2 separate regions of the Homo sapiens genome follow, and region 2 is linked to region 1. Evidence: chromatin loops called from intact Hi-C (ENCODE). Cell type or tissue: dorsolateral prefrontal cortex. All regions are shown on one strand. Links, peaks and the distances in the headings refer to the core of each region. The heading gives the core; the rest is flanking DNA.

The links. Hi-C counts contacts between places; a loop is a spot of excess contacts. Peaks named below come from ENCODE experiments on the same cell type or tissue, not always from the same donor. Only the 100,000 strongest peaks of a DNase experiment are listed, where the experiment ranks them.
Region 2: it touches region 1 in a loop (1.9-fold over the local background); 8 of 110 quality-filtered maps call a loop at or near these places.

The regions. Positions count from the first base shown.
Region 1 is chr19:7,574,102-7,588,998 of GRCh38, reverse strand. No RefSeq gene overlaps it. Among named protein-coding and RNA genes, the nearest start is that of CAMSAP3, 14 kb to the left of the region's middle. In dorsolateral prefrontal cortex, for the core only: no CTCF peak of the experiment used is centred there; a DNase peak (open chromatin) is centred at 6,688.
Region 2 is chr19:7,778,129-7,793,025 of GRCh38, reverse strand. LOC105372263 (a long non-coding RNA gene) reads right to left here. Exons shown (of 5, transcript XR_001753858.2): 3 at 12,689-12,871; 4 at 12,418-12,484; 5 at 7,842-9,530. It also overlaps the pseudogene CLEC4GP1. Among named protein-coding and RNA genes, the nearest start is that of CLEC4M, 22 kb to the right of the region's middle. In dorsolateral prefrontal cortex, for the core only: no CTCF peak of the experiment used is centred there; no DNase peak of the experiment used is centred there; H3K4me3 peaks cover 1,428 bases; H3K27me3 peaks cover 2,531 bases.

The sequences.
Region 1 (14,897 bases), core at 3,626-11,625:
TGCCCAGCCTCAAAATAATTTTTAAGAACAATATTGACTGGGCATGGTGGCACACGCCTGTAATCTCGGCACTTTGGGAGGCTGAGGTGGGCAGATTGCTTGAGCCCAGGAGTTTGACAACAACCTGGGCCACACAGTGAGATCCTGTCTCCACACACACACACAAAATACAAAAATTAGCCGGGCGGGGTGGTGCATGCTTGTAGTCCCAGCACTTTGGGAGGCCGAGGCGGTAGATCACTTGAGCCCAGCAGTGCGAGACCAACCTGGGCAACATGGAAAAACCCCATTTCTGTAAACAATACAAAAAATTAGCTGGGTATGGTGGCTTGAACCTGTAGTTCCAGCTACTTGGGAGGCTGAGGCAGGAGCATCCCTTGAGCCTGGGAGGTGGAGGTTGCAGTGACGCGAGTTGTGATCATGCCACTGAACTCCAGCCTGGGCAACAGAGCAAGATCCTATCTCAAAAACAAAAACAAAACAAAAAACCAACATTCTGGGCACGGTGGCTCACACCTGTAATCCCAGCACTCTGGGAGGCTGAGGCAAGCGGATTACTTGAGGTCAGGAGTTCATGACCAGCCTGGCCATCATGGTGAAACCCTGTCTCTACTAAAATACAAAAATTAGGCTGGGCGTGCTAGCTCACGCCTGTAATCCTAGCCACTTTGGGAGGTCGAGGTGGACGGATCACTTGAGATCAGGAGTTCAAGACCAGCCTGGCCAACTTGCTGAAACCTCGTCTCTACTTAAAAGACAAAAATTAGCTGGAAATCGCTTGAACCCAGGAGGCGGAGGTTGCAGTGAGCCAAGATCATGCCATTGCACCCCAGCCTGGGCAACAGAGCGAGACTCCGTCTCAGTAAAATAAAATAAAATAAAATACAAAAATTAGCCAGGCGTGGTGGTGTACACCTGTAGTCCCAGCCACTTGGGAGGCTGAGGCAGGAGAATTTCTTGAACCCAGGAGGCGGAGGTTGCAGTTTGCTGAGATCGCGCACCGCACTCCAGCCTGGGGCACAGAGCGAGACTCCGTCTCAAAAAACAAACAAAACAAAACAAAAAACAAATATTGTGCATGCCAAAGGCCATCCCTGTCCTTGCGCCTCATGACAGTTGCATTTAGATGCAATAGACTAATACGAGTGAAAGAAATCATTTCATGGCCAGGCGCGGTGGCTCATGCCTATAATCCCAGCACTTTGGGAGGCCGAGGCGGGTGGATCACAAGGTCAGGAGATGGAAACCATCCTGGCTAACATGGTGAAACCCCATCTCTACTGAAAATACAAAAAAATTAGCCAGGTGTGGTAGCACGCGCCTGTAGTCCCAGCTACTTGGGAGGCTGAGGCAAGAGAATCACTTGAACCTGGGAAGCGGAGGTTGCAGTGAGCCAAGTTCGTGCCACTGGACTCCAGCCTGGGCGAAAGAGCGAGACTCCGTCTCAAAAAAAAAAAAAAAAGAAAAGAAAAAGATCATTTCACCTAGGGATAAAATATTGGGACAATCACACAGTCTAGCAAAGGAGCTAGTGACAGTCAGGGTGGGAGCTGCTTTTGCTAGGGCAGTTGTCTGGGCAAGCTTCTTCGAGGAGGAGGGAGAGGTAGGGCAGGGAATGGGGCGATGAAAAGAAGCAGATGGGAGAAGAGCATTCTGGGCAGAGCAACTGGCAAGGACAAAGGCCCTGGGGAAGGACCAAGCTGGTGCTCAAGGAAGGGCACTGTCCCTGGAGTGCAGCCAGGAGCAATGCCAGGAGACGCCGGAGGGTGTTTTGCTGCCCAGACTCTCCCTGGTAAAGCACCACTTCTTCATTTTTTTTTTTTTTGAGATGGAGTCTCACTCTGTCACCCAGGCTGGAGTGCAGTGGCACAATCTCAGCTGACTGCAACCTCTGCCTCCCATGTTCAAGCAATTCTCGTGCCTCAACCTCCCGAGTAGTTGGGAGTGCAGGCGCACGCCACCATGCCTGGCTAATTTTTGTATTTTTAGTAGAAATGGGGTTTCAACATTTTGGCCAGGCTGGTCTTGAACTCATGACCTCAGGTGATCCGCCCGCCTCAGCCTCCCAAAGTGCTGGGATTACAGGTGTAAGCCACCACACACGGCCCCATTCTTTTTTTTTAAATTTTTATTTATGTATTTATGTATTTATTTATTTTGAGGTGAAGTCTCACTCTGTTACCCAGGCTGAAGTGTGGTGACAAGATCTCAACTCATTGTAACCTCCACCTCCTGTGTTCACATGATTCTCGTGCCTCAGACTCCTGATTAGCTGGGAGTGCAGGTGCGTGCCACCATGCCCGGCTAAGTTTTTGTATTTTTAGTAGAGATGGAGTTTCACCATGTTGCCCAGGCTGAAAAATAAAACATTTAAAAATTAGCCAGGTATGGCGGTGCATGCCTGTGGTCCCAGCTGCTTGGGAGGCTAAGGCGGGAGGATCCCTTGAGCCCAGGAGTTTGAGACTGCAGTTAGCTATGATTGCACCACTGTACTCCAGCCTGGGTGACAGAGAGAGACCCTGTCAAAAAAAAAAAAAAAATGACGTCGGATGATTATAATCCGAAATATAAAATGAATATTTGTGAGTCCATGCTGATGTCAAGAAATGAGCAGGCCAGGCATGGTGGCTCACGTCTGTAATCCCAGCAGTTTGAGAGGCCAAGGCGGGAGGATCGCTTGAGGCCAGCAGTTCCAGACCAGCCTTTACAACATAGCGAAACTCCATCTCTACTAAAAATAAAACAAATTAAAGAAATTAGCTGGGTGTGGCAGTGCACACCTGTAATCCCAGCTATTCAGGAGGCTGAGGTGGGAGGATTGCTTAAGAGTGGGAGGTTGGGGCTGCAGTGAGCCGTGTTTGCATAAGTGCACTGCAGCCTGGGCAACAAAAAAAAAAAAAAAAAAAAAAAAGGAGCACATAATTTCATAATAGGGGATGAGGGACTTCTTCCCCTGCAGAAGAATTTCAAATAATTCATGTAGATGCTCTGCCCTCAAGGAGTGGAACGTAACTCTCCAATCCTTAGGTGTAAGCTACACGGGGTGCCTTCCTTCCAAAGATCACAGTATGGAAGGAGGAAAGAGGAAAAAAAAGAATAACTTTACAGTGGAGAAACCTAACACACTACTCCAGCAGACAGTCAAAGACAACCTTGACAGTCAGAAATTATGTTGTTAGTATGTACTTTTATTTATTTATTTATTTTGAGACACAGTCTTGCTGTGTTGCCCAGACTGGAGTGCAGTGGTGCGATCACAGCTCACTGCAGCCTCCACCTCCTAGGCTCAAGCAATCCTCCCACCTCAGCCTCCTGAGTAGGTGGGACTACAGGTGGGTGCCACCACACCTGGCTATTTTTTTTTTTTTGAGACAAAGTCTCATTCTGTCACCCAGGCTGCAGTGCTGTGGCGAGATCTGGGCTCACTGCAACCTCTGCATCTTGGGTTCAAGTGATTCTCCTGCCTCAGCCTCCTGAGTAGCTGGGATTACAGGCACACACCACCAAGCCTGGCTAATTTTTGTCTTTTTAGTAGAGACGGGGTTTCACCATGTTGGCCAGGCTGGTCTCGAACTCCTGACCTCAGGTGATCCGCCCATCTCCACCTACCAAAGTGCTGGGATTACAGGCGTGAGCCACCACACCCGGCCTCACATGACATTTAGTCATCACTTCTCCTTCCATTCAACTGGGACAGTTTCTCAGGAACTGAGAGGCTAAGGCTGGAGAATTGCTTGAACCTGGGAGGTGGAGGTTGCAGGGAGCCAAGATCACGCCATTGCACTCCAGGTTGGGTGACAGAGTGAGACTCTGTCTCAAATAAATAAATGTGAAATCCTGCATGGGATCCTGGGACAGAAACAGGGCATTAAGGGAAAGCTGAAGAAACTGAATGAAGAATGGACTTTAGTTACTAAAAATGTATCCATATTGGTTCATTCCTGGGAGGCGGAGATTGCAGTGAGCTGAGATCGCACCCCCTCCTCTCCAGTGTGGGCAGCAGAGCGAGACTCTGACTTAAAAAAAAAAAAAAATTGGTTCATTGATTGTATCAAATGTGCCATACCAGTGTAAGATGTTAATAAAAGGGGAAATTGTATTGTGTATGTGTTGGGGGAGAATGAGTGTACTCAAACTCTCTGTACCATCTACTTGATTTTTCTGAAAATTTAACACTGTTCTTTAAAAAGTCTATTAGCTGGGTATGGTGGCACAAGCCTGTAGTCCCAGCCACTCAGGAGGCTGAGGTGAGAGGGTCACTTGAGCCCAGGAGTTGGAGGCTGCAGTGAGCTGTGATCGCACCACTGCACTCCATCCTGGGCAACAGAGTGAGACCTTGTCTCCAAGAAAATGAAAATAAAAGGCCGGGCGCGGTGGCTCACACCTGTAATCCCAGCACTTTTGGAGGCCAAGGCGGGCAGATCACCTGAGTTCGAGAGTTTGACACCAGCCTGACCAACGTGGAGAAACGCCCGTCTCTAATAAAAATACAAAGTTAGCCGGGCGTGGTGGCGCATGCCTGTAATCCCAGCTACTCTGGAGGCTGAGGCAGGAGAATTTCTTGAACCTGGGAGGCGGAGGTTGTGGTGAGCCGAGATAGCGCCATTGCACTCCAGCCTGGGCAACGAGAGCGAAACTCCATCTCAAAAAAAAAAAAAAAAAAGAAAATGAAAATAAAAAAATAAAAAATTCTATTAATACAGGAAGGAATTTAAAAGGCATGCAGAACATGAGCCCAGCTGTCATAAAATTACTGTGTGAAATTACTATAATGATTCTATTTATTTATTTATTGAGAGAGGGTTTCACTCTGTCACCCAGGCTGGAGTGCTTCACTCTGTCACCCAGGCTGGAGTGCAGTGGTGTGATCATGGTTTGCTGCAGCCTGGACCTCCCAGGCTCAAGCAATCCTCCCACCTCAGCCTTCCAAGCAGCTGGGACCACAAGCATGTGCCACCACATCTGGCTAATTTATTTTTTATTTTGCAGAGATGGGGTCTCGCTATGTTGCCAGGCTGCACTAGAACTCCTGGGCTCCAACGATCCTCCTGCCTCGGCCTCCCAAAGTCCTGGGATCACATGCATGAGCCACTGTACCCAGCCTTTAAAGGTTCTAAAAGCTGGCCAGGGTGCGGTGGCTCATGCCTGTAACCCCAGCACTTTGGGAGGCCGAGGCAGGGAGATCACCTGAGGTCAGGAGTTTGAAACCAGCCTGGGCAACATGGTGAAACCCTGTCTCTACTAAAAATACAAAAATTAGCCAGGCATGGTGGTGCAAGCTATTCCAGAGACTGAGGCAGGAGAATCTCTTGAACCTGGGAGGCGGAGGTTGCAGTGAGCCAAGATTATGCCACAGCACTCCAGCCTGGGCGGCAGAGTGAGACTCCGTCTCAAAAAACATAAATAAAAATAAAGATTCTGAAAGCTTTTTTTTTCTGGACTCTCTCATCTAAATGGGAAATCAACAGCTTGGGGACCAGCTGCAGTCTGCAGCTCACACTTCGGGTAGTACAAGTACAGGTTTTCTTGATCACGGCACTATTGAGATGTAGAATATTTGGATAACTCTTTGCTGTGGGGGCCATCCTGTGCATTGCATGAAGTTTAGCAGCACCCTTGGTCTCTACCTACCAGATGCCACTAGCAGCCCCCTCCAGTTGTGACAACCCAAAATGTCTCCAGACATTGCCAAATGTCCCCCAGCAGGAGGAATCATCGTCCCCTTAAAAACCATGAACAGGTTGGGCTCAGTGGCTTACTCCTGTAATCCCAGCCCCTTGGGGGGCCGAGGCAGGCGGATCACTTGAGGTCAAGAGTTCAAGACCAGCCTGGCCAACATGGTGAAACCCCATCTCTACCAAGAATATAGAAAAAAGTAAGCTGGGCATGGTGGTGCACACCTGTAATCCCAGTTACTCAGGAGGCTGAGGCAGGAGAATCGCTTGAACCCGGGAGGCGGAGGCTGCAGCGAGCTGTGATTGTGCCACTACATTGCAGCCTGGGTGACAGAGCAAGACTCTGTCTCAAAAAAAAAAAAATAGAAAGAAAGAAAGAAAGAAAGAAAGAAAGAAAGAAAGAAAGAAAGAAAGAAAGAAAGAAAGAAAGAAAGAAAGAAAGAAAGAAAGAAAGAAAGAAAACTGCGTACATACGGATGACAAAATCAAACCTGAAAGCTCGGTCCAGAAAAACCCATGCACATCTGTGAGCTTCAGGTTGCCCTTAGGGGACCCGGTGTTGCCAAGACAATTTCAGGTAGACCACAGAGGCTTCAGTAACGAGGTCAGCCCCAGGGTGTGGCTTTGGGGCCGGGGAGCACGCACGGGTGCAGAATGTGTTGGGAGATGGAATTGGCAGGGCTTGCTGGTGGATGGGAACAGGCGGCCAGGAGAGGGAGGGCGGAGTCTTGGAAGATGCCCAGATCTCTGCCTTTCGCAAGCAGGTAGATGGTGGTGCTGCATGCTGAGATGGGGACAGGAGATGAGGGGCCAGGCTGGGTGGGGAGGATGAGTTTCGTCTTGGACAGGTTGAGTTTCACATCCCGGAGGGCCACCAAGGAGGCCAGAAATTTGTCATCTTTACCACATGATGATGAGAGCGGGCCCAGGCACCTCCACCAATACACAAGATCCCCAAAAGAGTGAGAGGAGTGAGCTATGATCACACCACCGCATTCCAGCCTGGGTGACACAGCAAGACCCTATCGCTCTTTGAAACAAAAAGCAAAAAAGGCCGGCGCGGTGGCTCATGTGTGTAATCCCAGGACTTTGGGAGGCCAAGGTGGGTGGATCACTTGAGGCCTGGAGTTCAAGACCACCCTGGCCAACATGGTAAAACCCCATCTCTATTAAAAATACAAAAAAAAAAAAAAATTAGCCAGGCGTGGTGGCGGGCGCCTGTAGTCCCAGCTACTCGGGAGGCTGAGGCAGGAGAATGGCGTGAATCGGGGAGGTGGAGCTTGCAGTGAGCAAAGATCGTGCCACTGCACTCCAGCCTGGGCGACAGAGCGAGACTCTGCCTCAAAAACAAAAACAAACAAAAATTAGCTGGGCGTGGTGGCGCTTGCCTGTAATCTCAGCTACTCAGGAGGCTGAGGCACGAGAATCACTTGAACCTGGGAGGTGGAAGTTGCAGTGAGCCAAGATCATGTCACTGCACTCCCGCCTGGGTGACAGAGCAAGACTCCTTCTCGAAAAAAAAAAAAAGCTCTGAAGCTGTGAAACGACATCAAAGAAACTTAGGTGCATATGGCTAAGTGAAAAACACAGTCTGAAAGGGCCACTTATTGTGTACTTCTCCAACTCCACGACATTCTGGAAAAGGCAAAACTATGAAGATAGTAAAACCTCAGTGGTTACTAAGGGTTAAGAGGGAGGACAGATGAGTAGGTGGAATGCAGAGGATGTTTAGGGCAACGAAACTACTCTGTATGACACTATAATGGTGGGCCGGGCGCAGTGGCTCACGCCTGTAATCCCAGCACTTTGGGAGACCAAGGTGGGCGGATCACCTGAGGTCAGGAGCTTGAGACCAGCCTGCCCAACATGGTGAAATCCCGTCTCTACTAAAAATACAAAAAATTAGCCCAGCATGGTGGCGCGCGCCAGTAATCCCAGCTACTTGGAAGGCTGAGGCAGGAGAATCGCTTGAACCCAGGAGGCGGAGGTTGCAGTGAGCTGAGATTTCGCCATTGCACTCCAGCCAGGGTGACAGAGCGAGACTCTGTGTCAAAATAAATAAAATAAAATAAAATATAGATAATATCCACAAATACATACTCAAATATTTACAAAGGTAACCAGTAATACCCACAGAATTGCATGCATTAACGCGAACATCTGCGCACGTGCACACACACATCAATACATTCATGCAGATGCTCACTACTGATGTAGGTCAAGGGAGAGACATTATTTCAAGTGTGCTCTCCGTCATTTATATGTCCTTGATAGGAAGAAACTTCCTTTCCCTCCCTCTGGTAGAAGGAGGTGTTTGGGCAGACAGAGGCGAGAAAGTGACTTTGGTAGATTAAAAAAAAAAAAAGACCAAGGTGATTGAGAGTGGGGGAGACGTGCAGAGATAAGGGGGCTCCAGCTGCTCTTTTCTTTTCTTTTTGAGACAGGGTTTCTGTTTCGCAGGCTGGAGTGCAGTGACACGATCATAGCTCACTGCAGCCTCGACCTTACAAGCTCAAGCGATCCTCCCACCTCAGCCTCCCAAGTTGCTGAGACCACAGGTGGGTGCCACCATGCCCGGCTAAGTTGTTTTTTAAAGATAGGATCTCGGCCGGGCGCGGTGGCTCAAGCCTGTAATCCCAGCACTTTGGGAGGCCGGGGCAGGCAGATCACGAGGTCAGGAGATCAAGACCATCCAGGCTAACACAGTGAAACCCCATCTCTACTAAAAATACAAAACATTAGCCGGGCGTGGTGGCAGGCGCCTGTAGTCCCAGCTACTCAGGAGGCTGAGGCAGGAAAATCGCTTGAATCTGGGAGGCAGAGTTTGCAGTGAGCTGAGATTGCGCCACTGTACTCCAGCCTGGGTGACAGAGCGAGACTCTGTCTCAAAAAAAAAAAAAAAGATGGGGTCTCATTATGTTGTCCAGGCTGGTCTCAAACTCCTGGGCTCAAACTAACAGTCTGCCATGGCCTCCCAAAATGCTGGCATTACAGGCATGAGCCACCACGCCCAGCTGGAAGCTTTTTTGATATTGGTGAAGCCAACAGGAGCCCAACACAAATGAATGTCTGTATCATCCTCTGAAACTGTGGTATCTTCTTGTCCTTATCAACCATGCAGATACACAGGAAAAAGCAAATCACATACAAACTTTGGGGTTTCATGATACCTCCGTGTACCAAGACTACACGGTGCAGGAGTTTCTGGGCTCTGCAGATCCAGACCCTCCAAGTCATGGTCAAGAGTAGGAATACAAGGCTGGGTGTGGTGGCTCACACATGTAATCCCAGCACTTTGGGAGGCCAAGGCGGGTGGATCACTTGAGGCCAGGAGTTCAAGACTGGCCTGGCCAACATGGTGAGATCCCGTCTCTACTGAAATACAAACATTAGCTGGGCATAGTGGTGCATGCCTGTAATCCCAGCTACTCAGGAGGCTGAGACAGGAGAATCACTTGAACCTGGGAGGTGGGTGGAGGTTGCAGTGAGGCGAGATCATGCCATTGCACCCGAGCCTGGGAGACAGAGTGAGACCCTGTCTCGAAAAAATAAAATAAAATAAAATACAAAAAAGTGGTACACACCTATAATCCCAGCTACTCAGGAGGCTGAGGCAGGAGACTCGCTTGAACCCAGGAGGCAGAGGTTGCAGTGAGCCGAGATGGTGCCATTGCACTCCAGCCTGGGGGACAGAGCAAGACTCTGACTCAAAACAAACCAACAAACATAGATTGGGAATACAGGTGTGCCAGTGATATAAATGAAGCTCCATGGAATGTGAGACATGGGTTGAGGATGTGGCCCTGGGAGGGGATGGAGGAGAAAGAGGAGGCTCTGAGCTTCCAGGGAGGGAGGAAATCAAACTAACAAGGGAACAAAGGCTTTGGGAAGGTGGGAGTAGTCTCCAGTGTCTTGGGCTGGCCTGGAGGCTGTGTGAGATAAGAAGTGGGTGGTTGCATTGGATCTCGGGACACGGCGTCCTATAGTGACCTCGGGGAAGACAGTCTTAGCGGTATGTGTGTGGGAAGGCAGGAAAGAGGGTGTCCGATGAAGAAGTCAGTGAGAGGAGTCAGTGAGGGAGGTTTTACCTAAAACCTCCCCTCCTAAACCTCTCTGCATCATCACCCACCATCCATTCTTTTTTTTTAATTGTTTTATTTTTTGAGACAGAATCTTGCTCTGTCATCTAGGCTGGAGTGCAGTGGTGCGATCTTGGCTCACTACAACCTCTGCCTCCTGGATTCAAGTGATTCTCGTGCCTCAGTCTCCAAAGTAGCTGCGATTACAGACACCCGCCACCACGCCCAGCTAATTTTTGTATTTTTAGTAGCGATAGGGTTTCACCATGTTGGCCAGGCTGGTCTCAAACTCCTGACTTCTGGTGATCCACTTGCCTCAGCCTCCCAAAGTGCTGAGATTACAGGTGTGAGCCACCGCACCTGGTGGCCACATCACTCCTTTTGAGGTAGGAAGCAGGACTGGACTCCCGAGATGGGGCTAAGAGCCTGGACCAGACTGAAGGCTAGCTGAAACAGCCTGGGCACGGTGGCTCATGCCTGTAATCCCCGCACTTTGGGAGGCTGAGGCTGGTGGATCCCCTGAGGTCAGGAGTTCAAAACCAGCCTGGCCAAGATGAGGTAACCCCATCTCTACTGAAAATATGGGCGTGGTGGTGGGCACCTGTAATCCCAGCTACTTGGGAGGCTGACCTGGGAGTCAGAGGCTGCAGTGAGCCAAGATCACACCACTGCACTCCAGCCTGGGCAGCAGAGTGAGCCTCCGTCCCCCAAAAGCAAACAAACAAAAAACACTAGCTGAAACGGGGAACAGGTGAAAGCACCTCTCCCTAAGACATGCCCTCCAGTGTGCCATGTCAGTTTACCATTGCCATAGCAACACGCAGAACTTACCACCCGTTTCCATGGCAGTCACCCAGAAGTTACCACCCTTTTCTAGAAATTTCTGCATAATCTGCCCCTTCCTTTGCATGCAATTAAAAGTAGGTATAAGTCTCACTGCAGCACTGCCTCTCAGCTGCTATTCTGGGCTCCCTGCCTATGGGGCAGCCCTGCTCTGCCAGGAGCAGAACCTCTGCTACTGCTGTCACTTCAGTAAAACTTACACCACCAGCTCACCCTTGAATTATTTCCTCGGTGAAGCCAAGAACCCTCCCGGGCTAAGCGCAAACTTTGGGGTCTGCCTATCCAGCATCCCTTTCCTCTCTCCTCTCCCAAGCGGTTCTCTCCTGCACTCCCATCCTTCCTCCTTCGGTGTCCTCTTTTTTGTTGGTTTTTTGTCTTGTTTTGTTGAGTCGGAGTTTTCCTCAGTCACCCAGGCTGGAGTACAGTGGCACGATCTCGGCTCACTGCCACCTCTGCCTCCCAGGTTCAAGCCATTCTCCTGCCTCTGCCTCCCAAGTAGCTGGGACTACAAGTGTTAGCCACCACCATGCCCGGGTAACTTAATTTTTTTAATTTTTTTAGTAAAAATAGGGTTTCACCATGTTGGCCAGGCTGGTATGAAACTCCTGGCTTCAAGTGATCCACCCACCTTGGCCTCCCAAAGTGCTGGAGTTACAGGCGTGAGCCACCACACCTGGCCTATTGGCCTGCCTTTCTTTCTTTTCTTTTCTTTCCTTTTCTTTCTTTTTCTTTCTTTCTTTCTTTTTCTTTCTTTCTTTCCTTCTTTCTTTCTCTCTCTTCCTTCCTTCCTTCCTTTCTTCCCTTCCCTTCTCCTTCCTTCCCCTTCCTTCCTTCCTTCCTTCCTTCCTTCCTTCCTTTCCTTCCTTCCTTTCTTTCTTTCTTTCCTTCTTTCCTTCCTTCCTTCCTTCTTTCTTTCTCCTCTCTTTTTTTCCTTCTTTCCTTCTTTCTTTCTGACAGAGTCTCACTCTGTCACCCAGGCTGGAGTGCAGTGGCGTGATCTCAGCTCACTGAAACCTCCACCTCCCGGGTTTAAGCGATTCTCCTGCCTTAGCCTCCCAAGTAGCTGGGATTATAGGCACCCACCACAATGCCCAGCTAATTCTTGTATTTTTAGTAGAGATGGGGTTTCACCACGTTGGCCACCATGTTGGCCAGGCTGGTCTCGAACTCCTGACCTCAGGTGATCCACCCGCCTCGGCCTCCCAAAGTGCTGGGATTACAGGCGTGAGCCACCACGCCCAGCCAGTGTCCTCATTTTCTGTTTCTTGTCCACCTTCTATCTTTCCCCCAAACACTATCCCTGTTGTGGAATTATAGACTATTCCAAAAGAACAGAGCCTTAAACATCTGCTAGTCCAAACCTTTCCCCGGAGCTCACAAAATTCAGCCTATCCTTGATTCTTTCTGTGAACAGGGAGCTCATTATTGAGAAAAGCCATATTTTCCAGCTCTGTTGACCACACAGTTATTCCTTTAGCAGATTCATGCATACAGTAAATACTCAATTGATGTTTGTGGAATCTGTTTCCTGGCCCTTCTGGTACTTTCTGAGCCCCCATCACCCTGACTTACCTTTCAGTATGCTCTCCTCACTTCTCAACTTCTCTACTAAGTTATGTATCCTAAGGCTGGGTGCAGTGGCTTATGCCTGTAATCCCAGCACTTTGGGAGGCCAAAGCGGGAGGATCGCTTGAGCCCAGGAATTGGAGACCAACCTGGGCAACAAAGGGAGACCCACATCTCTACAAAAGATTTAAAAAATTAGCAGGGTGTGGTGGAGCACCTCTGTAGCTACTTAGGAGGCTGAGGCAGGAGGATGTTTTGAGCCCAAGAGTTTGAGGCTCCAGTGAGCCGTGATCACGCCACTGCACGCCAGCCTGGAAAACAGTGAGACCTTGTCTATATATATATCCTAGATGTAAACATCATTTTCAAGGTGTGAAGTGACTTGCAGTCGTCATAGAGTTTATTATTTTATTACTTATTTTATTTTATTTCATTTTGAGACAGAGTCTCGCTGTGTCACCCAGGCTGGAGTGCAGTGGTGCGATCTTGGCTCACCGCAACCTCTGCTTCCCAGGTTCAAGCAATTCTCCTGGCTGAGCCTCCCAAGTAGCTGGGATTACAGGTGCCCACTGCCATGCCCAGCTAATTTTTTTTTTTTTTTTTTGAGACGGAGTTTCGCTCTTGTTGCCCAGGCTGGAGTGCAATGGCGCAATCTTGGCTCACTGCAACCTCCGCCTCCCGGGTTCAGGCTATTCTCGTGCCTCAGCCTCCCGAGTACCTGAGATTACAGGCATGCGACACCACGCCTGACTACTTTTGTATTTTTAGTAGGGACGGGCTTTCTCCATGTTGGTCAGGCTGGTCTCGAACTCCTAACCTCAATTGATCTACCCACCTCGGCCTCCCAACGTGCTCGGATTACAAGTGTGAGTTACTGCGCCTGGCCTGGCCATATATATATATTTCTATAAACTTATTTATAATAAATATATTAACATATATTTATTAATGTATTTGTTAAATATATATTAATAAATATATAAATAAATATATATTAATAAATATATAAATAAATACATATTAATAAATATATAAATAAATATATATGAATAAATCACCAAGCAACTAATGTGAACAAATCTGTCCCTTAGGGGCAGAAACTTACCACAGGGAGGGACTTCGTGTGGTGGATTGTAGAAGTAATAATTCCCGGTTTGTTCACATCTGCTCGTATCCACGCCCTTGGGGAGTCCCCTCCCATGCTGACTCAGGGTTTGGCCATATGACTTATTTTGGCCAATGGGACAATAGAAAATGTGAGAGAAGCAGAGGCTTGAAAAGCATTTGCACACTGAGGTAAAAGAGGGGATATCACTACAGTCCCTATGGACATTAAAAGGATAATGAGGAAATTTTATGAACAACTCTGTGGCAATAAATTTGACAATTTACCTGACATAGACAAGTTCCTCAAAATGCAAAACCACTACGCCTTTATTTTATTTTGAGATGGAGTCTTGCTCTTGTCACCCAGGCTGGAGTGCAATGGCACAACCTTGGCTCACTGCAAACCTCCACCTCCCTGGTTCAAGCGATTCTCCTGCCTCAGCCTCCTGAGTAGCTGGGATTGCAGGCACCTGCCACCATGCCCGGAAAGAAAAGTACAGACCAATATTCTTCAGGAACATCGATACAAACAATCCATCACAAAATATTAGCAAATTGAGTCCAGGAGTATATAAAGAGGAAAACATGTCCTGATCAAGTGGAATTTGTCCGAGGGATACAAGGTGGGTTCGGCATTTGAAAATCAATCAATGGGACTGGGCAAGGTGGCTCAGAGAGAGACTCTGTTTAAAAAAAAAAAAAAAAAGTGGCCGGGTGTGATGGCTCATGCCTGTAATCCCAGCACTTTAGGAGGCTGAGGCAGGTGGATCACCTGAGGTCAGGAGTTCGAGACCAGCCTGGCCAACATGGTGAAACCCCGTCTCAACTAAAAATAAAAAAATTAGCTGCGTGTGGTGGCAGGCACCTGCAATCCCAGCTACTCGGGGGACCAAGGCAGGAGAATCGCTTGAACCCGGGAGGCGGAGGTTGCAGTGAGCTGAGATCGCGCCAGTGCACTCCAGCCTGGGGGATAAGAGGGAGACCTTGTCTCAAAAAAATAAATAAAATAAAATAAAATCAATCAATGGAATTGCCAAATTAAGAGATTAAACAAAGAAATACATGAAACATGGCTAATATCATACTTAATAGTAAGACTCAATGTTTTATCCTAAGATTGGAAACAAGGTAAGGATGTCCAGTTTTGTTTTGTTTTGTTTTTTTTTTGAGACAGTCTCTCTGTCGCCATGCTGGAGTGCAGTGGCGCGATCTCAGCTCACTGCAACCTCTGCCTCCCAGGTTCAAGCAATTCCCCTGCCTGAGCCTCCTGAGTAGCTGGGATTACAGGCGCGTGCCACCTTGCCTGGCTTCTTTTTTTTTTTTTTGTATTTTAGTTGAGACGGGGTTTCACCATGTTGGCCAGGATGATCTCGATCTCCTGACCTCGTGATCTGCCCACCTCGGCCTCCCAAAGTGCTGGGATTACAGGCGAGAGCCACCGCGCCCAGCCTGGTTTTTGTTTTGTTTTTTGAGACAGGGTGTTGTTGCTTTGTCCCTCAGGCTGGAGTGCAGTGGCACGATCTCATCTCACTGCAACCTCTGCCTTCCAGGTTCAAACGATTCTCCCAACTCAGGCTGCCAAGTAGCTGGGATTACAGGCACATGCCACCACACCCAGCTAATTTTT
Region 2 (14,897 bases), core at 3,698-11,697, 200 kb before region 1:
ATAGCAGTAGCAAAATTAGTGAAAGTACTAAAAGTCTCCGATATGCAGAAATAATGGCGTAAGCTGTCTCCTCTCTCTCTCTCTCTCCCTCCCTCCACCTCGGCTGCCAAACAGGGAAGGGCCACCTGTCCAGTGGACATGTGACTCGCATGACATTACCTATCATTGGAGATGGCTCACACTCCTTACCCTGCCCCCTTGTCTTGTATCCAATAAATAATAGCACAGCCTGGCATTTGGGGCCACTACCGGTCTCCGTGTCTTGGTGGTAGTGGTCCCCTGGGCCCAGCTGTCTTTTCTTTTATCTCTTTGTCTTGTGTCTTTATTTTTACAATCTCTCATCTTCACACATTGGGAGAAAAACCCACCGACCCTGTGGGGCTGGTCCCTACAGTAGGGGGCCCTTGAGGAGAATCATCTCCCCAAGCCATTAAGTTCCCTGGCCAGAGAGCATGACCTGCTCTGCGGCTTTACACAGAATGCTCTGGGCTGAAAAACTCCCTTGAAGCATTGGAATGTGACCAGACATCCTGGCTCCTTGTAAAACCAGTCCCCACCAGCTGCAGCCTGATAAGTTGAAGATTATCTTCGTAGTTAGACATATGCTTTTAGCTTAAAGGAAATTCATATAACTGCTACTGCTACAGATCTTTCCAATGACGTACACTCCCCCTCCTTCACCGTTTCATCCCATACCAGCCGCTTCTTAGATCAAAAGACCGTTCTCAATAAATTGTCAGGCAACCAGAGCTCTGGGTGTTTTGCAGCCTTCACTCTGGCAAATGGCCCCCTGGACCAGCTTTAAAATCTTTATTTTTTTTTTGGAGACAGAGTCTCACTCTGTTGCCCCGGCTGGAGTGCAGTGGCACAATCTCGGCTCACTGCAAGCTCCGCCTCCCGAGTTCACGCCATTCTCCTGCCTCAGCCTCCTGAGTAGCTGGGACTACAGGCACCCGCCACCACACCTGGCTAATTTTTTGTATTTTTAGTAGAGACGGGGTTTCACCGTGTTAGCCAGGATGGTCTCAATCTTCTGACCTCGTGATCCACCCGCCTCGGCCTCCCAAAGTGCTGGGATTACAGGCATGAGCCACCGCGCCAGGCCTAAAATCTTAATTTGTCTTTTCTCATTCTTTGTCACCACTGGACTTTGGCTACCTACGGGTAGTGTTGAGGCTGGACCCCAACAAAAAGTGGCTCCCCCATGCCCATCAGCTACCCGCTCCATGCACGGATCATGTTCCTGTGCCCAGCTAGACCAGAATGTGGAGGTCCTGGGGATAAGGACTGGGTTTGACCCATTCCTGTGTCCCCAGAACCCTCTGAACCACACTCTGTGCCAGGGGGCTGAGAATTTTAACAGTGCTGAGTGGACAACTGCCCCTACCTTCAAGCCCTCCTGGCCTAGTGCAGGTTACCCACTGGGTTTGGAAGCATCATAGGACTATGAGGTCACTTAGAGAGATCAGGGGTCACTCACAAGGTTTACACCAGGGCTTCTGGGATGAAGCTTAGAAGAGCTCACCAGAGGGCCGGGCATGGTGGTTCACACCTGTAATCCCAGCACTTTGGGAGGCTGAGGTGGGTGGATCGATTGAGCTCAGGAGTTTGAGACCAGCATGGGGAACATGGTGAAACCCCATCTCTATAAAAAATACAAAATTGAGCCAGGTGGGGTCGTGCATGCCTCTAATCCCAGCTACTTGGGAGGCTGAGGCAGACAGATCACTTGAGTCCAGGAGTTCGAGACCAGCCTGGGCAACATGGTGAAATCCTGTCTCTACTAAAAAATAAAAAGTTAGCCAGGCATGGTGACACACGCCTGTAATCCCAGGTGCTTGGGAGGCTGAGGCACGAGAATCCCTTGAACCTGGGAGGCGGAGGTTACAGTGAGCTGAGATTGTGCCACTGCACTCCAGCCTGGGTGACAGAGTGAGACTCCATCTCTACATAAATAAATAAATAAATACATACATAAATAAATAAGAGCTCACCAGAGCCAGGAGCCTGGATCCATTTCTCAAACCTTTATTGATGCTCCCCCAGGCTGCAAAGAGAGCTTTGCAGGAAGTACCATTTTCCCCTTTGCGGGAAAGTGCAGGAAAACCAAATAGCTCCATTCCTCAGTTGCCTGACCTTGGCTAGGAGGAGAGGTGGGGTCAGACCACTGGGATCCAGAAATGGAGATTTTGGAGCCAGTGAAGGTTAGGTTAGGTTTGCATGAAGTCAGAGCAGAGGTCCCAGAGTGCAGGCACCGGACAGGGCTGGGCCTGGCCGATTGGTTCTCAGCAGTGGTGGATGGGGAAAAGAAAATCCTTGGCAGTGGGTTCCAGTAGCCGGGATGGTGCACAGCACCCCTTTGGGCACTGGGCACGGCTCTGGGGCACCGGGCGGGGTCAGCACCGTGCCTCTGCTGACAGATCCGGCCAGCCTTCTCATCACGTGGTGGGTCTATCCACAGCCCCATGCCCAGAATCATGACACAGGCCTCGCACCCCCAAAATTCATTGCGTTCCCCCTGTAACCAGTGGCTGCAGTGGTTGAATGGCCGGGCGGGGGGTGATGCTGGGAATCTAAGCTAGGGATGGACCCGGGGCCCCCACTTCCTTCCCAGGCTCTAGCCTGTTTATTGCCTGGGTCTACGCTAGACACCCCAAGTGTCTAACCTGAGTATACACCTGGGATATAACTTACTAACGCCCAGAATTTAACCCAAGGACACTTCCTAGGGTCCAGCCTGCCCATCCCTAAGCATGGAGCCCCAGCCAAGGGGTCCCTGAGATCTGGCCAAAGCATGACTTTTTTTTTTTTTTTTTTTTTTTTTTTTTTTTTTTTTTTTTTTTTTTGAGACGGAGTCTAACTCTGTCTCCCAGGCTGGAGTGCAGTGGCGCAATCTCGGCTCACTGCAACCTCTGCCTCCTGGGTTCAAGTGATTCTCGTGCCTCAGCATCCAGGGTTAGCTGGGATTACAGGCGTGTGCCACCACGCCCGGCTAATTTTTTGTATTTTTAGTAGAGATGGGGTTTCGCCACGTTTCCCATGCTGGTCTTGAACTCCTGACCTCAGGTGATCCGCCCACCTCGGCCTCAAAACATGTCCTCTAGAGTCTAACCTGTGGCCCCCAGGTTTCACCAGGAGCCCTTCCCCTACCTGAAGCTGAGTGGGACTCAGTCCACCCACGAGTAGCCCTGAACCTTGCGCAGGTGTTGCACGGCCCTGCGGCCGATCCAGTATTCACGGGCACTAGTGTCACGACTCAGGAAGTCCTAGAAAGGAGGAGACACCTGAGCCTGCAGAGTCAGACCCGTCCTGCCCCCTCCCCCGGCGCCGCCCCACCGCCCGGCCACGCCCCCTCGGGTGAACGCCGCCTCCTCCTGCGCACCTGCTCCCCCAGGCCCCCTACATCGCCAGATGTGCGCTGGCATCGGCGCAGTGGCCCTGCGCCTCTGCCCACGTGGTCTTCGGCACAGAGAAATAGTAGCAGGAGCCCCCGAAGGGCAGCCACGACGTAGGGCACGGCTCACAGGAACCTGTAGGGTGGCAAGGGTCAGAGAGGTCGAGTGCTTCCAGGGAGAGCGCACCAAGAGGATGCAGGGGGTAGGGGTTTGGCCCCACGGGCTCAGGGGTGGAGCCACAGGACCAGGCCAAGGTCAAAGAGGGGGTCCGGCGACGCACACGGGCAGGGTCCACTTACACCGCACCCCCTCCTACCCCCCCTCACCCTCACTGTTCTGCAGCCTCACGGCCTCCAGCGCCCGGTACAGCTCGGTGCTGACGTCCTCGCGGTCCCTGCCGGCTTCAGCCAAGCCATGGGTCACTGCGGGGTCAAGGGAATGGGGATTTTGGTTGGGCTCAAGGTCAGGACTAGCTAAAGGTCAGGACCCCTGTCCGTGGTCATTGTACCCTCGGTGCCAGCCACCAGGATGGCACAGGGTCAAGGACGGTTACACCTGGGCAGGGTCCGGGTGTGGCCGGCGCTAGGAGTGGCAGTCAAGGTCAGAGTGCAGCGTCAGGGTCAGGACGGGGTGCATGATCAGTGTCAGGGGTCAGCACTCAGGACGGGGTCGGGGTCGGGGTCGGGGGACGCGGCCAGGGCTCAGGGCTGGGGTCGCGTCGGGCCCTCACCGCGCTCACGCAGTTCCCGCAGGGCTCTCTCCTGCTCCATCAGCTTCGCCTGCGCCTCCCCAAGCTCCGCGCTCGTGGTCTGCAGCAGCGCCTGCGTCCCCGAGCCTGGGAGCCGCGGGGTGAGAGGGGCGAGGGAGGCGAGGATGGGGCGGGACTTCGGAGACCAGCCCCCCGCCGCCCCACTCGCCGCAGGCCTCGCCTCCGGCCCCCCTCCCATCCCGGCCACAAGACCCCACCCTTGCGCCCATAGTCTGGGCCGCGCCCCCTCACAGCAGCTGTGGCAGGCTCCCACCTCCTCCTCCAGGGCACCCAGCGCCGCCGTCTGCTTCGAGGCTGGAACGACCCCCATCCCAAAACGCATGCCCGCCGGGTCACTTGGGAGGACTCAGGGGACTCCCTTCCACACCCCGTGGCCAGACTCAGGGACCACAGGGCCCCCACGCACCCAGGACTCCATCTCTGGGGTCTCAGACGCTCCCGCCGCACACGCCCCGGGCGCCCAGGCGCCCGGCTCTGCACACACCGTTTGTCCTCAGCAGGTCCTGGCAGCCGAGCAGCGCCGCGCGCTCCGTGGAGGCTGCGGAGAGAGGCTCCTGCAGGCAAGGCCAGGGACTCGGAAATCCTTCCCTTGCCCGGGGGGTGCGGGGTCCCCCGACTCGGGACCACAGAGCGGGCGGGCAGGCAGGCATATAGCGCACACTATGTGCACACACGCCGATGGGAGACAAACGCGTGGGGACTCGCACACATACGTGCACGCCATGTGCACACGCGTGACTGCAAACGGCCCAAAGATGTACACACACTCTGCTCACGCTCAGACGCGAGCAAGACGCCAGGGCGCAGTTGGTGCGCCATGCAGTGGGGGTTTTGTGTCCCCAGGGGGGCCAGACGCAACCCCTCCCCATTGAGGGTCACTCACCCTTGGACAATAGGATACTCAGAATCACAGCCCACAGTACTGGCGACCAGGACAGCCATGGCCAGGAAGAGGGGTCTCGGGCTCCAGTGCACCCAGCGTCCCCAGTGCCCTGGCAGAACAAGGACGGCATGCTGGGTCCCCCAGGACTGAGCCCTAGAGGCCTGGGTTCCTCTCAGGAAACTGAGTTTCAGAGAGGTTAAGTAACTTGCCTATGGTCACACAGCTTCTAAGTGGCAGAGTTGGAATTGGCCCCTGGTCCAACTGGCTCTGTGTTGTTTTTTTTGCACCCACGACTCTGGCCCGTCTTGGCTCTTCCCTCCCCTCCCCCATCAAACCCCAGACACCGGGGCAGGGATGGGGCAGTCTCCTTGCTCATACCTCCGGGGACCTCCTCGTAGCTCCCGCCCCAGTTGCTGTACCTGGTGGTGTCTATGGCGGTGCAGGCACCGAGACCTGGGCAGAGATATAAATTTCACCCTCGTCCTCACTGGACCTACGCACTCCCTTCCTTCCTTCTCATTTTCTTGGCCTGGATTCCTGGCAACAGGGACCCAAGGACAAATCACAGGGTTGGACCAATCACAGGGTTGGGCCCTTTCTGGGCTGGGCTGGGCTGAGCTGGGCTCGGGGTGAGGTAGTTCCAGCTTCCCGGTCCTCGTCGCTGCAGCTCCATCCCCAGGCTGGTGCTGGAGGCTTCTCTTTGGAGCTTGGACCCCTCTCTTATGGGCCTGGGGCTGGGTTTCCGCCTGAGAGGGACACACTGGACCCGACCAAATTGTAACCCCTGCTGGCTCCTGAGAAAGCCCCCAAGGCGTAGCTCCCCAGGCCAGTTCAGGTCCCTCCTCAGAGGCTGGGTCTGAACCTGACCTTGATTCACTCCCTCTGTGCCAGAAGAGAGCAAACAGAGGTTTTGTTGAGGAGGTGGTCTGCTGAGCTGCAGGACTCTACCACTTGGTGGGTGGCGGATGGGGCTGTGCAGTGTGTAGCTTCAGGAAGCCTCAACTTTCTTTTTCTTTTTTTCTTTTGAGACAGAGTCTCCCTTTGTTGTCCAGGCTGGAGTGCAGTGATGCAATCTCGGCTCACTGCAACCTCCGCCTCCCAAGTTCAAGCGATTCTCCTGCCTCAGCCTCCCAAGTAGCTGGGATTACAGGTGCGTGCCACCACGCTTGGCTAATTTTTGTATTTTTAGTAGAGATGGGGTTTCACCGTGTTGGACAGGCTGGTCTCGAATTCGTGACCTCAGATGATCCGCCTTCCTTGACCTCCCAAAGTGCTGGGATTACAGGTGTGAGCCACGGCGGCCAGCCTAGAAGCCCCAGTTTTCTTTTACCAACCCTGAAAAGAGTACAGTGACGGGGCTTCTCTCAAAGAAACACCGAGAAACAATGAAGTTACGCATGTCTACCCAGAACCATCTCAGGTTCATCAAAAACTCTCAATGTTCATGCATTCTTTCAACAAACATTGAATACCTGCCATGTGCCAGGTATTTTAAAATATTATAACCAGCCGGGCGCGGTGGCTGACGCCTGTAATCCCAGCACTTTGGGAGGCTGAGGTGGGCGGATCACGAGGTCAGGAGATCGAGACCATCCTGGCTAACAAGGTGAAACCCCGTCTCTACTAAAAATACAAAATATTAGCCGGGCATGGTGGCGGGCGACTGTAGTCCCAGCTACACGGGAAGCTGAGGCAGGAGAATGGCGTGAACCCGGGAGGCGGAGCTTGCAGTGAGCCAAGATCGCGCCACTGCACTCCAGCCTCGGGGACACAGCGAGACTCCACCTCAAAAAAAAAAAAATATTATCACCTACATAGAGGAATAAATGTAAAGATTGCAACTACGAAGAGCATTTGCACAGAGTGATTACATTACTAAAATTAATAGAAACAACAAACTAGAAAGTTAATGAAAAATAAAGCCTCTAAAATAGCAACTCAAATTATCGTGTATCTAAGAATCAATAAAGAATGCACCAGAGGCCAGGTGCGGTGGCTCATGCCTGTAATCCCGGCCTTTTGGGAGGCTGAGGCGGGTAGATCGCTTGGGCCCAAGAGTTCAAGACCAGCCTGGGCAACATGGTGAGGCCCTCCTCTCTACAAAAAATACAAAAATTAGTCAAATGTAGTGGCATGCGCCTGTAGTCCCAGCTACTCTGAAGACTGAGGTGGGAGGATCACTTGAGCCCAGGAGTTCGAGGCTCCAGGCTGTAGTGAGCTATGATAGTGCCACTGCACTCTAGCTGGGTAATAGAGGAAGACTGTAAAATAAAAATAAAAAAAATGCACAGGACATATCTGCAGAGAAAAAAATTTAAATTCAATTAGAGAATACTGTAAAAAGGATTTGGATAAAGATAGCTAATGTTTCCAGAGGTCAGAAGAATTAACATAAAAGGGCCAGCCAGGCGCAGTGGCCCACATGTGTAATCCCAGCACTTTGGGAGGCTGAGGCAGGTGGATCACCTGAGGTCAGGAGTTCGAGACCAGCCTGGCCAACATGGTGAAACCTCGTCTCTACTAAAAATACAAATTAGCCAGGCGTGGTGGGCGCCTGTAATCTCAGCTACCCTGGAGGCTGAGGCAGGAGAATTGCTTGAACCGGGAGGCAGAGGTTGGTTGCAGTGAGCTGAGATTGTGCCACTGCACTCCAGCCTGGGTGACAGAGCAAGACTCTGTCCCAAGAAACAAAACAAAAAACAAAACAAAACAAACAAAGAAACACCCACACACAAAAATCAATTGAAAAATGGGCCAGGGGAATGAAAAGGCAATTCATAGAAGAAGCCAAAGATTGAGCACATATTTCAGGAAAGTTTAATGTCTACTTAATTGTAGAAAAAATAATGAGGTACAACCTTATACCAATTAAAATGCAACCATTAAAAAGATGCATAGTATTAAGTGTTGGTGAAGATGTGAGGAAGTGGGAACTGTTGCTCACTGCTGGTGGAAGTATAAATTAGTTCAGTAATTTGGAAAACAGTCTGGAAGTATGTAGTGAAATACAGGTGGCATATACCCTCTGATATTTTAAAAAGAGATACTTTTTAGAGAAGGTTTCTCCAAGGGCATTTACAAGGATGTTCAACACAGTGTTGTTTACAGTAGCAGAGTTGGGGGTAACCTACAAGACCCTGAGCAGGCAAAGAGTAAGTAAAGTGTAGTGAGTACACACATGAAACAAATCGTAATCAACTAGTTGTACAGGCAGCAGCAGTCCAGATTCTTAGTAGCCTAGAGCTGGGAGAAGCAGAAATGATTTGATTCAATAACACACACACACACACACACACACACACATACACACACACTCCAAGTATGTATAAATATTAAGGATATGACTTCACTACTATGAAATCTATGCATGCAACAAAATTACACCTGTACCCCATAAATTTATAGCAATAAGAAAGGCAAATGTAAGCATATTTTCCTTAAAAAACTAATGTAAGGGCATGTATCAAACACATCAGAATGGATGTCTATGGTACAGAGGGAGGAGGAAGGGTTAAACATTAAAAGTTAGCAGTGCTTAGGAGACGCTGAAGGGTTAACAAAACTTAGCTTCCTAGACTCTTCTTTCTAGAAGTTCCCTTGTTCCCAAACCATCTGACTCATCTTGCTTTCATCATCAGAAACGGAGCGCTGAAAGCTGACTTAGCAGCAGGCTTAACCGTAGGGCAGGAACTTTTTGGAGGGCACGCCCTCTTCATTCTGAGGCTTTTAGGGACAGGTGCTCAAAGGGAGGAAATCAGAAAAACTGCAAGGATTGCACAATCTCTGTCCAGGGCAACCATAGGAATGTGTTCTGGGGAAAGGATTTAGATGGCAGTGTTTCATCAGACCTTATGGAGGAGATAGAGGCTCTGCTGGATACACCTGTGGCTGAAGCTGCCTTGGCGAGCCAGGGCGGAGCTGTCCAGCTTAGTGAGGAAGCCAGAAGGCTGCCCATCAATGTCCTGTGCCCAGACCTCGCTGCGGGGTAACTGAGAGCGGAAGAGAGGTCCTAGAAGGAGGCAGCAGACCTCCACATCTATCCCTGGCCCAGGACAAGGAAGGGAGGCCTGTTTCTCAGGCGAGTGGGGAACATGTAACCACGGAATTTGAAGACAATATGATGAGCTTGGGAAGTACAGGAGACTGTGAGGACCACTGGAGACACTGGCTGAGCCTGGAGGATCCGAGAGGGCTTCCTGGAGGAGGTGATGCTTGAGGAGGGAGTCAGAATTATTCCAGAGGAGATAAATAACATTAAAGAACGTTCTCAATACGGTATCAGCACATGCAAGAATAGAGGATAAGGGAACAGGTTGGAGAAGCTGAGACTAATTCAGGGGCAGTCATCTGGGGCTAGGGTGTCAGCTGGGTCACATCACACAAGGACCTGAAGAGCAGGGACAAGAGGTTTGGACAAATGTGGGAAGAAGGTGAAAGTCACAAGATTCAGCTCCAAGGCCATGACCACTCTGGTTTCCATTCTCTGCAGAGATGAGAGGGTTGCTGTAACCAGGGAAGCCAGCCCACTGCAAAGGGCATGTGGCACATTGGTTGTCGCTCTGAATTTTGGCTTTGCTTTTTTATTACGAAGCATGCAAAGAGGTTTGTAGAAACAAATATAAACGCTATGCCTTTCACTCGGCTTTTTCAAGTTTTGACATCTTCATGTATTTCAGATCACCTTAAAAGTAAAGCATCATTACGTAACAAATCATAACAAATAGAGTGGAGGTCCCTTGTACCCCACCCTGCTCCTATTCCCCTCCCCAAGGTAACTGCCCTCCCAAACTTGGTGTTTATCCTATTTAAAATAATTATGCATGTACCCAAGGACAATATTTTGGATTTTTTTTTTTTTGAGAAGAAGTCTCACTCTGTTACCCAGGCTGGAGTGCAGTGGTACGATCTCGGCTCATTGCAACGTCTGCCTCCCAGGTTCAAGCAATTCTTCTGTCTCAGCCTCCTGAATAGCTGGGACCACAGGCACACTCCCCCACACCTGGCTAATTTTTGTATTTTTAGTAGAGACGGGGTTTCACCATATTGGTCAGGCTGATCTTGAACTCCTGACCTCAGGTGATCCACCCACCTCAGCCTCCCAAAGTGTTGGGATTACAGGCATGAGCTGCCATGCCTGACCTATGCTGGTTTGTTTTGCACATCTGAAAACTTTACAGGAGTGTTACCACATGGTCTATATCCTTCCGTAACTTGTTTTTGTCCTCTCTACATTACATTTATGAGATATATCTATTCAATACCCATTATTCATTTAAAAATGAAGACAGGCACAAAAACTAAATGCTTAATAAAGAGAGAACAGAATAAAGCTTTCTTAATTTGAGAAGTGGTAATTTCTGGGATCCTACAGAAATATCTTACATAACACTAAAATATGAGAAACATTTTAGGTAAAATGAAGAACAAATAAAGATGTCCGTGGTTTAGTGGGTTGATTTATAGCTCCCAAAAAGACATGCTGAATGCCTAACCTCTGGTATCTGTGAATGTGACTTTTAAAATTGGGAAACACGGTCTTTTTTTTTTTTTTTTTTTTGAGATGGAGTTTCACTCTGTTGCCCAGGCTGGAGTGCAGTGGTAAGACCTCGGCTCGTTGCAACCTCTGCCTCCCGGGTTCAAGTGATTCTGCTGCCTCAGCCTCTTGAGTAGCTGGGATTACAGGTGTGTGTCACCACGCCCGGCTAATTTTGTATTTTTAGTAGAGACAAGGTTTCTCCATGTTGGTCAGGCTGGTCTCGAACTCCTGACCTTAGGTGATCCACCTGCCTCGGCCTCCCAAAGTGCTGGGATTACAGACGTGAGCCACTGTGCCCAGCCGAGAAATAGGGTCTTTGCTGATGTAACTACATTATGGTGAGGTCATGAGAGTGGTCCCTAATCCAGTATCACTATGTCCTTATATGAGGAGGAGAAAGGTACAGAGAGAAGATTATGTAAAACGGCAAGAGGGAAGAAAGCCACGTGACAAAAGAGGCAGAGAGTCGAGCAAAGGGTCTGCAAGCCAAGGAATGCCAAAGGTTGTCGGCAACTGTCACTGACCTTGATCCCTGTTGTAGTGAACAGAGGATGATAAATGCAGGAATAAAGATAAAGACAAAAAAGTATATTTGGAAAAAGGGGTCGGGGGCTTCTTGCTTCTACTGAACAAGGGCCCTGAGCTTTAAAGCCCTTCACATTTTATTGGGTAAATAAAAGTAAATAAAAGTCCTGGCGTTTTTTCCACTGAGGGGGGGGGTACTGCATTATAAGGTCCTCTCTGTCCTGAGATCTGGCGGCATTCTTTTTCAAAATGTCCAGTTTTTCCACAATTATAACATTTTCCCACTTGAGGGCTTAATCCTTGGCTCCTTTTAGATTTGTCAACTACTAAATCAGCCATTGCTTCCGCTAACATTGCAGAGCGATGAAGCTCAATTCCTACATCCTGACAAGCTCTGAGAAAATTTCCCAAGTTTTTAGTACACCTCACGGGTGCCAGTGCACGTTTACAATCTGCGTCTGCATTCTCAGAAGCTAAAGTTAAGGTTAGCGCCTCTGCGGCAGTGGCATGAGGAATCTGACACTTCACTGCCTCTCGTAATCTTGCAAGAAATTGTGCAGAGGGCTCCTGTGACCCTTCCATGAAAGGTAAAAAGGATTGTACTGGGACTCCCTCTTCAGGAATTGTGGCCCAGGCGCGTTTAGTTCCATTTGATGTTCCAGGTCTGAATAAGGGCCATTACCCAATAGCATATCCTCTGCGATGTCTCCGTGTCCAGCAGCACGATTCTGTCTAACCTGGTCTGTACACATTTCTTGCCCATTTAAATTCCATGTCAGATATGCACTAGCAGACAAGCAAGTTCGAGCCCAGTGTTTTACATCAAAGGGTAGAAGACGCATAGCACCAAATGCAGATTCTGGCAATCCTAAAGTGAATGGGCTCTGTACCCCGATATTAACTACACTGGTTTTTAATTCATTCAACAACTTAAACTCTAGTGGGGTGTGTTCATGAATAAACTGCTGTGGATTATTTGAATCGGGCCTTACGGAAATAGGAAAAGCACAAGGTCCTGAGGGCTCTCCAGCTATGGCAGCAGAGCGTAAAATTCTTTGTATTGGGGTCTCTATTCCTGCTACCGAAGGAGGCGGCACAGATGTTTCTGCAACTGGAGGAGGCAGTATAGGCCAATTTTTATCCTCCCTCTCCTGTTTTTTATTTTCAATTGAAGCTGTGGGTGGGACAACAGATTCTTTCAGATTTTTAGACTCAGCCTGCTGTCCCGCAGAATAATAAGGAGATAACGGCATAAGTACAGTACGAATTAGACTGCAAGTACAGAAAGCAGAAGAATCAACTTTAAGACCTTTTTGATGAGCATGTTTCAATCCTTCTCCCGCTCTGTTCCAGTTTTCCACATCAAGAGTGCCTGCCTGTGGAGACCATGGGTTATGCGTTAATAACCATTTGTGGCTTCTGCAGGAGGTTGGTTAGTATCTGCGAATTAACCTGAGCTCCAGACTGTCTCAACAGAACTTGAAGCAAGTGCACATGTTTTTCTTCAACAGACAAATTCTGCCGCATGTTACCCTGATTCAGAAAACTTCCCGTTCCCAGTACTTCTTTAGGGCACTGACCTTATATCCGCTGCTGGCAGGCTTGTCTCGGGGTCCCCATTCATCTTGTCGTTTTCGGTTCCTCTGCTCCAGCCGACCTTCTTCGTTCACGTCCTCCGGTCTCTGTGTTCAGAAGCCACTTTGCAACGTCCTCAAGTCCCTGTTCTGGGTCGCCACTTTGCCACGGATTCCATCCCTGTTGGACTGAACAAAGGATGATGAATGTGGGAATAAAGATAAAGACAAAAGAGTATATTTGGAAGAAGGGGTCGGGGGGCTCCTTGCTTCTTTCTAGTGAACAAGTACCTTGAGCTTTAGACCCCTTTGCATTTTATTGGGTAAAGGAGATGGGGGCGGGGGGTGGTTGTCAGTCAGCGGCTTGATTTACAGCAGGCTTGCAAGGCTGCATTCTTCGAGCAATAGGCTCTAGATGTCCCAGTAGATAACCCCAGTGAGCGTGGTGCCAGGGAGTGATTGCCCTCAGCAAACCTTCTGGCGGTAGGCGCAGTCGTGAGTTTGCCCACATCCTGCGTTCATGATAAACACTTTGCTGTTTGATCATACAGCTTCCAGTGGAATGCTGAGTTGGTCACGATCCCTTTGGCCTTTTCGGCTCCCAACAGGCAATCACCAGAATCTAGGGAGAGGCAGGGAAGGATTCTCCCCTACATGATTCAGATGGAACATGGCCCTGCTGACACCTTGATTCCAGACTTCTGGCCTCCGGGACTGTGAGATAATAAATTAGCATTGTTTGGAGCCTCCCAGTTCATGGTAGTTGCTTACAACAGCCCCTAGCTGCCTGATACTGGTGGGATAAGGGGCAATTTCCACAATCCTACAGAAACTCCTTAATAATTAAATATGAGAACTGCATTTGGTAAAGTCAAGAACAAAATAAAGATGGCCCTCTTGCTGTTTTCCCAATGCAGTAAGAAAATAAAAAGAAGCCCAGGCACAGTGGCTCACGTCTGTGAATCCCAGCACTTTGGAAGGTCAAGGTGGGAGGACTGCTTGAGCCCAGGAGTTCAAGACAAGCCTCCACAACATAGGGAGACCCCGTTTCTACAAAAAATACAAAAATTAGCCGGGTGTGGTGGTGCACATCTGTAGTTCCAGCTACTTGGGAGGCTGAAGTGGGAGGATTTGAGCCTGGGGGTTTGGGGCTGCAGTGAGCCATGACTGTGCCACTGCACTCCAGTCTGGGCAACAGAGCGAGACCTTGTCTCAAAAAAAAAAAAAAAAAAAAAGACCGGGCGCGGTGGCTCACACCTGTAATCCCAGCACTTTGGGAGGCTGAGGCGGGCGGATCACGAGGTCAGGAGATCGAGACCATCCTGGCTAACACGGTGAAACCCCGTCTCTACTACAAATACAAAAATAATTAGCCAGGCTTGGTGGCGGGCACCTGTAGTCCCAGCTACTTGTGAGGCTGAGGCAGGAGAATGGTGTGAACCTGGGAGGCGGAGGTTGCAGTGAGCTTTGATCGCGCCACTGTACTCCAGCCTGGGAGACAGAGCGAGACTCCGTCTCAAAAAAAAAAAAAAAAAAAAAAAAAGAGAGACAGAAATAAATAAATAAATAAATAAGACCTATAAATATATTGAAAGCAAGAGTCAAAGCTGACTGTAGTTTGAAGCCATAATCACGTATCTAGGAAGTTCTAGAGGCTTAACTTCAGGAGTAATTAGAGCTCACAGCAAGATTTCTCTATAAAAGGAGCAGCTTTGTTTGGTTGAAGTAACGAGTATTTGCAAACGCAGGAGAAAACAAACCCTGTTCACAGGGCAAGAAAAGCTTTTAAACATTAAAGAATAGTCGTAAGAAGAATATGGGTAAATCTCCCATGCTTAACTAAGATCTGAATAAAGAAAGACACAGGATGAGTTTCCCCCCAAAACACTCAGTATTTCAGAAAGGCTATTTCTTCCAAAATGAATTTATAAATCGAATGCTGTAGTGAATTCCTCTAATTTGTGTTGCGTCAGCCCCTTTCTGAATATGTTTGACTCTCCTTCCAAAAACAGGGCTCAGTCAGCCTTGACACAGTTTCCAGTTCCCCACCTGCTCCTAGTTCCTCAATGTGGTTGATCCAGATCTGCTTTATCCAACTTCCCCCCGATGACCACCTGCCTATGGGGCAGCTGGACACAGCCTATTGATTGGCTCTGCAGGCCCCCACACCACCCATCCACATCTTACACGGACTGCAGATATGGTGCAGTGACCA